Linked DNA regions of Homo sapiens: regions 2 and 3 are each linked to region 1. A link is a contact called in ENCODE Hi-C or POLR2A ChIA-PET data. All regions are on one chromosome and are shown on one strand. The core of a region is the stretch at or near the end of the contact, and the rest is flanking DNA. Distances in the headings are between cores, read along the strand shown. Region 1 overlaps DOT1L (DOT1 like histone lysine methyltransferase). Region 2 overlaps GNG7 (G protein subunit gamma 7). Region 3 holds the start of LINC01775 (long intergenic non-protein coding RNA 1775).

Region 1 (3,074 bases), core at 339-2,838:
CAGCGTTTCCTTTTGGGGTGATTAGAACGTTCTGGAATTAGACAATGGTGACGACTGCACAATCTGTGAATATACTAAAACACACTGAAATGTACACTTAAAACGGGTGAACTTTTTTTTTTTTTTTGAGATGGAGTCTCGCGCAGTTGCCCAGGCTGGAGTGCAGTGGCACGATCTCAGCTCACTGCAAGCTCCGCCTCCTGGGTTCATGCCATTCTCACGTCCAGCCTAAAACAGGTGAACTTTATGATACGTGAACTGTCACAACAAGGATGTTATTTCAAAAAAAAGAGGAAAAATATTGCCAGGCGCAGTGGCTCACGCCTGTAATCCCAGCACTTTGGGAGGCAGGGCAGGCAGACCACGAGGTCAGGAGTTTGAGACCAGCCTGATTAACATGGTGAAACCCCGTCTCCACTAAAAATACAAAAACTAGCTGGGCCTGGTGGCACACATCTGTAATCCCAGCTACTCGGGAGGCTGAGGCAGGAGAATGGCTTGAACCCAGGAGGCGGAGGTTTCAGTAAGCCGAGATGGCGCCACTGCACTCCAGCCTGAGTAAAAAGAGTGAGACTCTGTCTTCAAAAAAAAAAAAAGAAAGAAAGAAAAGTGGCTGGCCGGGCACGGTGGCTCACACCTGTGATCCCAGCACTTTGGGAGCCCAAGGCGGGTGGATCATGAGGTCAGGAGATCGAGACCATCCTGGCTAACATGGTGAAACCCCATCTCTGCTAAAAATACAAAAAATTAGCTGGGCGTGGCGGCGGGCGCCTGTAGTCCCAGCTACTCGGGAGGCTGAGGCAGGGGAATCACTTGAACCCTGAAGGCGGAGCTTGCAGTGAGCAGAGATCGCGCCACTGCACTCCAGCCTGGGCCACAGAGCGAGACTCCGTCTCAAAAAAAAAAAAAAGGAAAGAAAAGAAAACAAAAAAGAAAAGTGCGTCCGAGGAGTGGGAGCTGCATGCTGTGCAGAACTCCACAGGCCCAGAGAGCCTCCAAGTGAGTTTCAGTCACTCCCTCCCAGGGCCTTCTTTCCTCCCCTGGGGTTTCCACACTAGCTGATGAATTACCTACAAGGTTATCACTATTTGCACAATGTGACCATCTGTTATCTTCACGTCCCTGGAGTCTGAGATACCAGGAAGGACGTGGAGCCGGGCAATCACTTCTGTGATTCCAATGCAAAAGCCGCCCCTTCTTTTCTCCAGGAAGCCCCACTTGTAACTGCCGCGCATACATTCTGGGCACTTGAATCTGTGTCTCCAGAGCTGCAGCCCGCAAACGAGGCCCAAATACACTCCCATTACGCTAACTTCACCTCAGGTCCTTCCCTCAGGGGGACACAGTGGGCGGGGACTGCACGCAGCAAGCCTGGATCTTGGCCAGGGCCTGCCGGACATGCATGGTCCCAGGAAGCACTCAGGAAATAAAAGCAGGGCTACCCCCAGGAGAAGGCATGTACACGAACACGGAGCGACACCCGGCGGCGGTCGGTGCCCGGGACCCCAGGCGATGAAAGGCACAGCTCTTGGCGTCTCCTGGCCCGCCCTCGGTGGTGGGGCTGCCCCAAGCTCTGTGAGTGATGAGCAGCATCCTTGGGCTTCCCCCACCCCGGTGGTGACAACCGCAAAGGTCTCTAGACGCCACCAGGTGTCCCCTGGGGGCAGAGCCACCTCCACCCCTGAGAACTGCTGTTTGAACCTTCCAGGGCCAGGAATTCATTCTTTCAGCCTACAGGCAGGAAGAAGAGGGCTCAGTACAATTCGGGACCAGAAGGGCTCAATGCAGGGATCCTCCAGGTAAAAGGCTCTGCCAGTGCCACAGCATTCTCGCAGTCCTTCCCCTGGAGGACTCCTCTGGGGCCCCTGCTGTACCTTAGACCCCACCACACAGCCTGAGGCTGAGGCCCAAAGCTTATCAAAGTTACCACTAGCCTGGGGCAACACAGCAAGGCCCCACCAAAAAATACAAAATTTAGCCAGGCGTGGTGGCTCATGCCTGTAATCCCAGCTACTCAGGAGGCTGAAGGAAGAGAATCCTTTCAGCCTGGGAGGCGGAGAATGCAGTCAGCAGATATCGAGCCACTGCACTCCAGCCTGGGTGACAAAGCAAGACCCTATCCCAAAAATAATGAGAGAAACAACACTCTAAAGGACAGGTTCTGGGAGACTCTTGGAGGGGGACAGGTTCCAGGAGACTCCTGGAGGGGGACAGGTCCCGGGAGACACACGTTCCGGGAGACTCCTGGAGGGAGTGGGCCCTTCCCCCATGCCTTGCCCTGAGGATCCATTTCTCAGTATTCATGGGCATCCCACAGATCGTCCTTTATCATTAACCAAAGGACCTAAGTGTTTCTCGGGAGTTCTGTGAGCCACTGAGGCAATGTAATCAAGCCGAGGTAAGGGTGACGGGAACCTGGATTTACAGCCGACCGGTCACTCAGAAGCACAGGTCACAACGTGAGGCCTCTAACTGGCATGGAAAGTGGGGGAGTCTTGGGGACTGAGCCCTTACCCCGTGGGATCTGAGCCTGTGTCGAGGTAGACATGCTGGAAGTGAGTTGAATCGGGGCTGCCCAGTAGGAAACACAGAACTGATGAATCCCCGGGTACCCGTATCTGGTTCCGCAACTCCTCTGTGTTGACTGCGGAGAGCACAGGAGGAACCGTGTTGGGTCCTTCCTACACCTCACACTGCTGGAAGATAAAAACAGCTCCAAGCAGTCCGTGCCCAGTGAGGCATGCAAAATGCATCAGGTCCAGAGAGACAAGAGCAAGGATTTCAGTCACGCCTCCCAACCACACCAGGGGCAAGCGTGGAAAGGCATCTATCTGTTCCTGCATCCTGGTCTCGGACACTATCTTCCTGTTCCTGGAATCTGTAACACCAAGAGTGATTTGCAGCCATCAATGGCCAATATTACTTGAACAAAAATTCTTTTTTCCTTTATCTAATTTTGTCTGTTTGTTTGAGACAGAGTCTCACTCTGTCGACCAGTCTGGAGTGTAATGGCATGATCTCAGCTCACTGCAGCCTCCCCCTCTCGGGTTCAAGCAATTCTCCGGATTATAGGC
Region 2 (3,074 bases), core at 380-2,879, 390 kb before region 1:
CCGTAGTTCCAACTACTATAGGGAGGCTGAGGCAGGAGAATCACTTGAACCCGGGAGTCAGAGGTTGCAGTGAGCCAAGATCGTGCCACTGCACTCCAGCCTGGGCGACAGAAATGAAACCTATCTCAAAACAAAAACAAAAAAAAGTGTGACCTCAATAATGCTTGGGAGTGGTTCTCTTAGGATCCTGAGTAGAATGTGGGGACATTTCTGGTAGTCACGACTACGGGGTGCTCCCAGCATGGAGTGGGTGGAGGCCAGGGACGCTGCTCAGCAGCCTACAGTGCCGAGGACGGCCCCACCCCAGAGAATGATCCAGGCCCAATGTCCAGAGTACAGAACGGGAGAGACCTGTGTTCATTATTTGAAAAATACTGGGCCGGACGCAGTGGCTCACACCTGTAATCCCAGCACTTTGGGAGGCTGAGGCAGGTGGATCGCGAGGTCAGGAGATCGAGACCATCCTGGCTAACACGGTGAAACCCCGTCTTTACTAAAAGTACAAAAAAAAAATTAGCTGGGCGTGGTGGTGGGCGCCTGTAGTCCCAGCTACTTGGGAGGCTGAGGCAGGAGAATGGCGTGAACCCGGGAGGAGGAGCTTGCAGTGAGCCGAGATCACGCCACTGCACTCCAGCCTGGGCGACAGAGCGAGACTCTGTCTCAAAAAACAAAAAAAAAGAAAAAGAAAAAGATTGAATCTGTCCCTTGCTCACACTGGACACCAGAATAAACTCCCGATGGGGCCGATGGTGTAAACCAGAGGGACTGCAGCTCCTGGGACTCACATCCTCTCTCCCTCCCCACTCAGAGTGTGGATTTCAATGTGTGCAGCCTTCTGGGAACTCAGCAGGGCAGAGGATTATGGACGCAGAGTCTCTTGGGGGTCTGTGGAATCCCCTAAGATTCCAGTGTACGCTGGGAGCGATCCTGTCCCCCCTGACCAGGGTACACTCAGTAAATGTCTGGGGGCACCTGCTGCTGGCATGGAGTGTGTGGAGGTCAGGGACACTGCTCAGCACCCTGCAGTGCCCAGGATGGCCCCACCCCAGAGAAGGATCTGGCCCCAGTGTCCACAGTGCCCGGGGGGAAAAACCCTGTTGTAGGTATTGAAAGTGAGTGTAGCTTTCAGCTGAACAGAAATCATGAGTATTAATCATTTAAAAGAAAAGGAAAAGGAGCGGGGCGCGGTGGCTCACGCCTGTAATCCCGGCACTTTGGGAGGCTGAGGCAGGAGAATCACTTGAACCTGGGAGGCGGAGGTTGCAGTGAGCCGAGATCGCGCCACTGCACTCCAGCCTGGGCGACAGAGCCAGACTCTGTCTCAAAAAAAAAAAGAAAGAAAAAGAAAGAAAAGAAAAAGGAACCCGCTGTAGATGTGTGTTCCTGGGGCTGAGCAGGTGGGGACCCCGGCAGCTCCGGGGCTGCGGTGACTCACGGCTCTGGCTCTGTGTGAACCTGCAGATCCCAAGGGTGTTACTGCAAACCCCTGAGTGGGTGGAGGGCGTGAATGCCTGCCCCGGACCCTGGTTTCTTTCTGAGAAGCAGAACGCAGAGAGACTTCTCAGAGAAATGTCGGAGGAAGGGGATTACCCGCTGGTCTCCCAGAAGAGCCTGCGAAGCTCAGAAACAGGGTTTCCTGTTTCTCGGGTCGCCCCGGGGCAGCTGCCTCTGCTGGGCACTTTGCTCTCAGGTGCTTTTCAGAGTGCAAAGAAGAGAAAGAAGCCAGTGTCATTTCTTTTTTTTTAGACAGAGTTTTGCTCTTGTCACCCAGGCTGGAGTGCAATGGTGCAATCTCGGCTCACTGCAACCTCTGCCTCCCAGGTTCAAGCGATTCTCCTGCCTCAGCCTCCCGAGTAGCTGGGATCACAGGCGCCTGCCGCTATGCCCAGCTAATTTTTTTTTTTTTTTTTAGTAGAGACGGAGTTTCACCATGTTGGGCAGACTGGTCTTGAACTCCTACTTCAGGTGATCCACCCGCCTCGGCCTCCCAAAGTGCTGGGATTACAGGAATGAGCCACTGCGCCCGGCCAACCAGTGTCATTTCTATCTTTCTGAGAGAGGCTCTTGTGGGGATTGTGTGTCCAAGAGTGCTAAGAGCTGGGAGGGTCAAAGACCCAGGCCAGGGTGCAGAGAGGAAGGGACAAGGGGAGGACAGGGCCCCTCCTGGGCACAGAAGGGCAGTGGTGCTGACACCAAAACTGTGACAGGACCTAACCAGGGTCTCCCCAGGGCACCGTGGATATTGGGGCCTGGGTCATTCTCTGGGGTTGGGCCAACCTGGGCACTGCAGGGTGCTGAACAGCGTCCCTGGCCTCCACCCACTCCATTCCAGGAGCACCCCCAGTCGTGACAGCCACAGATGTCCCCAGACATGGCCCAGCATCCCCTGGGAGCAGAATCATCCTGGTTGAGCCCCCCTGGGTTATGGGATTCCACGGACCCCCAAGAGACTCTGCGTCCCATGATCCTCTGCCCTGCTGAGGTCCCAGGAGGCTGCACACATTGCAATCCACACCTTGAATGGGGGAGGGAGAGAGGAGGTGAGTCCCAGGAGCTGGGATCCCTCTGGTTTACACACCGTCTGCCCCATCGGGAGCTTATTCTGATGCCTACTGTGAGCAGAAATTGCATTCAACTGTTTTCCCAAATAATTTTTTTTTTTTTTTTTTTGAAACAGTCTCCTTCTGTCGCCCAGGCTGGAGTGCAATGGTACGATCTCGGCTCACTGCAACATCCGCCTCCCAGGTTCAGGCAGTTCTCCTGCCTCAGCCTCCTGAGTACCTGGGATTACAGGCACCCACCACCACGCCTGGCTAATTTTTGTATTTTTAGTAGAGACGGGGTCTACCCATGTTGGTCAGGCTGGTCTCGAACTCCTGACATCAAGTGATCCACCCACCTCGGCCTCCCAAAGTGCTGGGATGACAGGCGTGAGCCACCGCGCCCAGCTTTTTTCCAAATAATGAATTCAGGGTCCCCCCAGGCCCTGTGGACATCGGGGCTGGATCCTTCTCTGGAGCAGGGCCGTCCTGGGCACCGCAGCGTCCGCCTACCCCATGCCAGGAGCACCCCCA
Region 3 (3,074 bases), core at 248-2,747, 290 kb before region 1:
CCTACCTAATTCACTTATTTATAATGTGTACTCGCTTCCCCTCTGTCCCCCCAGTGCCTGCCACAAAGTAGAAGCCACGCAAATATGTGTTGATTTCACTGTTCCATTCACTCATTTAACAGGCAGCTGCCAGCCACGGCCCCAGAGCTCTGCTTGCCTCCCGGATTTCTGTTGGGGTCACAAGGTTCCAACTCCAGGGTCCTGAATTCTGATCTTAGATACCAGGTTTGGCCTTCAAGTTCTGGAATCTATGTTCCAGAATTCGGCTTCCCAAGACCCACAGCCCAGAATCCAGGCTCCAGAATTCAGGCTCCCCGAGATCCAGGCTTCAGAATCCGAGCTCCCTCAGACCCAAGCTCCGAATCCGGGCTCCCTGAGATCCAGGTTCCGGAATCCGGGCTCCTGGAGATCCAGGCTCCGGAATCCGAGCTCCCTCAGATCCAGGTTCCGGAATCCGGGCTCCCCGAGATCCAGGCTCCGGAATCCGAGCTCCCTCAGAACCAGGCTCTGGAATCCGGGCTCCTCCAGATCCAGGTTCCGGAATCCGGGCTCCAGGCTCGCATTCCGGGCTGGGAGCCAGCCACAGCCGTTAGGCTGAGATTTTTAAAATCTGGCGCCAAAATCCACTCCCCGGGTGGGAGTGGCGGTGCCGGGTGGAGGTCAGTGGAATGGACGGGTCGGGACTGGGGCCCTCACGGGCTGCATAGTCCCAGGGTCCGGGATTTCTCTCCCGCGGCCCCGTACCCTCTCCCCAAAAGCAGACAGCAGTTGGTCACTAACTTTCTTTTCTTTTCTTTTCTTTTTTTTTTTTTCAGACGAAGGTTCGCTTTTGTAGCCCGGGCTGGAGTGCAATGGCGCGATCTTGGCTCACTGCAACCTCCGCCTCCTGGGTTCAAGCGATTCTCCTGCCTCAGCCTTCCGAGTAGCTGGGGTCACAGGCGCCTGCCACCACGCCCGGCTAATTTTTTTTTTTTTTTTTTTAAGTGGAGACGGGGTTTCGCCATGGTGGTCATTCTGGTCTCGCACTCCTGACCTCAGGTGATCCGCCCGCCTCGGACTCCCAAAGTTGGGATTACAGGCGTGAGCCACCGCGCCCAGCCAATTGGTCACTAATTTCTAGCTCCCGGGGGAAAGAGGGTCCCGCGTTCGAATCCCGCCTCCGCTACGCCCCTGGTGCGGATTCCCCGACCGGTCCCTAACCTTCCTGTGCCTCAGTTTTCCATAATGGAAATGGGCCCGGAGCCCCCTGGCGCGTGTGGTGCCTTGGGAGGCCCCTCGGAATGGACGGGGCAGCTTTGCGGGATGCCCCAGACCTCGGGCTCTGGGCGCAGCTGCCAGCAGCAGCCTGGGCGTGGGTGCCCCCGGGGGGACCACGGTCTCAGCTGTCACCGCCCCTCCCGTTCGGCGCCAAAATTTGAAAATTGCCCAGCGCCTCCCAAACTGCGCGCTGGGAGGGGGAAAGCCCCGGGCCCCACCCACGGGAAGCGCGGGGCTTTCTGGGACTTGGAGTCCAGTCCCTGGGGGTCCCGCGGGGATGGCTCTGGGCACCCGAAGCCCCTCCCCAGCGCCGAGACAGGAGGGCTGGGGTAGATTCGAGACCCCGGTTTGCAGAGCGCAAGACTGAGGCCCAGGGCCGCGCAGTCAGGCAGGAAACGGCGCTCCTGGCGGATGGAACAGCACGGGCAAAGGCTGGGTATGGGGGTATGTGGGGATGGAAGTGCCCAGAGGGGCAGCGCGATGGGGTTGGGGGCGGGACCCCGCAGGGCCTCCAGTAAGGGGCTAGTTGGGGGATCTGGTCAGCCAGTGGCCAAGGCCGGTGGTCAGTGAGAAGTTGATGCGGAGCGGGGGGGCGGTTTCAGATCAGTCTGAGGGTGGAGAATAGGAAAAGTGACCCGGCCGGGCGTGGTGGCTCATACCAGTAATCCCAGCACTTTGGGAGGCCGAGGCTGGCAGATCACCTGAGATCAGGAGTTCGAGACCAGCCTGGTCCAACATGGTGAAACCCCGTCTCTACTAAAAACACAAAAATTAGCCGGGCGTTGTGGCACATGCCTGTAGTCCCAGCTACTCAGGAGGCTCAGGCAGGAGAATCACAAGAACCCAGGAGGCGGAGGTTGCAGAGAGCTGAGATCGTGCACTTCAGCCTGGGCTACAGAGCAAGACTCTGTCTCAAAAAAAAAAAAAAGTGACCCCATTTCCCACCCAAACCTCAATCATCCTTCTCCCCTCTGGCCCCGCCTCCTGTAGTATTATTTATTTCCCATTGTGCTTTACCATCTGTCTTTATATTTTATATTCCTCCCTTTATGAGGAAGGAAAACAGTATCAGTCCTCTAAATACGCAGTCACTGCTTAGCTCCCTCTTGCCTGGCTGGTTTATTTGTTGTTTGTTTTGAGAAAGAGTCTTGCAGCTGGGCACGGTGTCTCACGCCTGTAATCCCAGCACTTTGCAGGGCCGAGGTGGGCGGATCATTTGAGGTCAGGAGTTCAAGACCAGCCTGGCCAACATGGTGAAACCCCGTCTCTAGCAAAAATTAGCTGGGCCGTAGTGGCGCACGCCTGTAATCCCAGCTACTCGGGAGGCTGAGGCAGGAGAATCACTTGACCCTGGGAGGTGGAGGTTGTAGTAAGCCGAGATCAAGCCACTGCACTGCAATCTGGGTGACAGGGTGAGACCCTGTCCCCCCTGCCAAAAAAAAAAAAAAAGAGAGAGAGAGTCTTGCGCTGTCATCCAGGCTGGAGTGAAATGGTGCAATCATAGCTCACTGCAGCCTCCACCTCCTGGGCTTAAGCCATCTCCTTGACTCGGCCTCCCAAGTAGCTGGGGATACAGATGCACGCCACCACGACCAACTAATTAAAAAAATTTTTTTGTAGGGGCCGGGTGCAGTGGCTCACACCTGTAATCCCAGCACTTTGCGAAACCGAGGTGAGCAGATCACTTGAGGTCCAGAGTTCAAGACCAGCCTGGCCAACATGAGGAAACTCTACAAAAATACAAAAATTAGCCAGGCATGGTGGCGCATGCCTGTCATCCCAGCTACTCAGGAGGCTGAGGCAGGAGAATCTCTTGA

The links. A loop is a pair of places that touch in the nucleus more often than their neighbours do. ChIA-PET counts read pairs that join two places held with the same protein, here RNA polymerase II (POLR2A). Pooled maps may share reads with other maps.
Region 2: a loop to region 1 is called in a pooled map, with 9 times the contacts of the local background. The contact joins two enhancer-like sites. A Hi-C loop is called at or near these places in 3 of 37 single-sample maps with no recorded cell type and 4 of 50 pooled maps. POLR2A ChIA-PET finds 5 or more read pairs at or near these places in 1 of 52 experiments (activated T-cell).
Region 3: a loop to region 1 is called in a map of HCT116, with 4 times the contacts of the local background. The contact joins the promoter of LINC01775 here to the enhancer-like site in region 1. A Hi-C loop is called at or near these places in 2 of 168 maps with a recorded cell type or tissue (HCT116 and naive thymus-derived CD4-positive, alpha-beta T cell), 17 of 37 single-sample maps with no recorded cell type and 13 of 50 pooled maps. POLR2A ChIA-PET finds 5 or more read pairs at or near these places in 12 of 52 experiments (A549, AG04449, AG04450 and 9 more).

What each region holds. Positions count from the first base shown.
Region 1 is chr19:2,170,030-2,173,103 of GRCh38, reverse strand. The region is part of intron 1 of DOT1L (DOT1 like histone lysine methyltransferase); the gene reads right to left. Among named protein-coding and RNA genes, the nearest start is that of DOT1L, 7.6 kb to the right of the region's middle. RefSeq lists enhancers at 869-1,463, 1,549-1,918, 1,464-2,058. Within about 2 kb of position 1,588, at least 15 of the 41 ENCODE cell types and tissues checked have a DNase peak (open chromatin) inside an H3K27ac peak, as active enhancers do; they include GM12878, where a contact is called at or near this core.
Region 2 is chr19:2,560,551-2,563,624 of GRCh38, reverse strand. All of the region lies in intron 2 of GNG7 (G protein subunit gamma 7), which reads left to right. Among named protein-coding and RNA genes, the nearest start is that of MIR7850, 69 kb to the left of the region's middle. RefSeq lists an enhancer at 901-990. Within about 2 kb of position 1,629, at least 7 of the 41 ENCODE cell types and tissues checked have a DNase peak (open chromatin) inside an H3K27ac peak, as active enhancers do.
Region 3 is chr19:2,460,608-2,463,681 of GRCh38, reverse strand. It overlaps LINC01775 (long intergenic non-protein coding RNA 1775), which reads left to right and starts at 1,497. Exons shown (of 2, transcript NR_134931.1): 1 at 1,497-1,701. RefSeq lists a silencer at 1,241-1,310.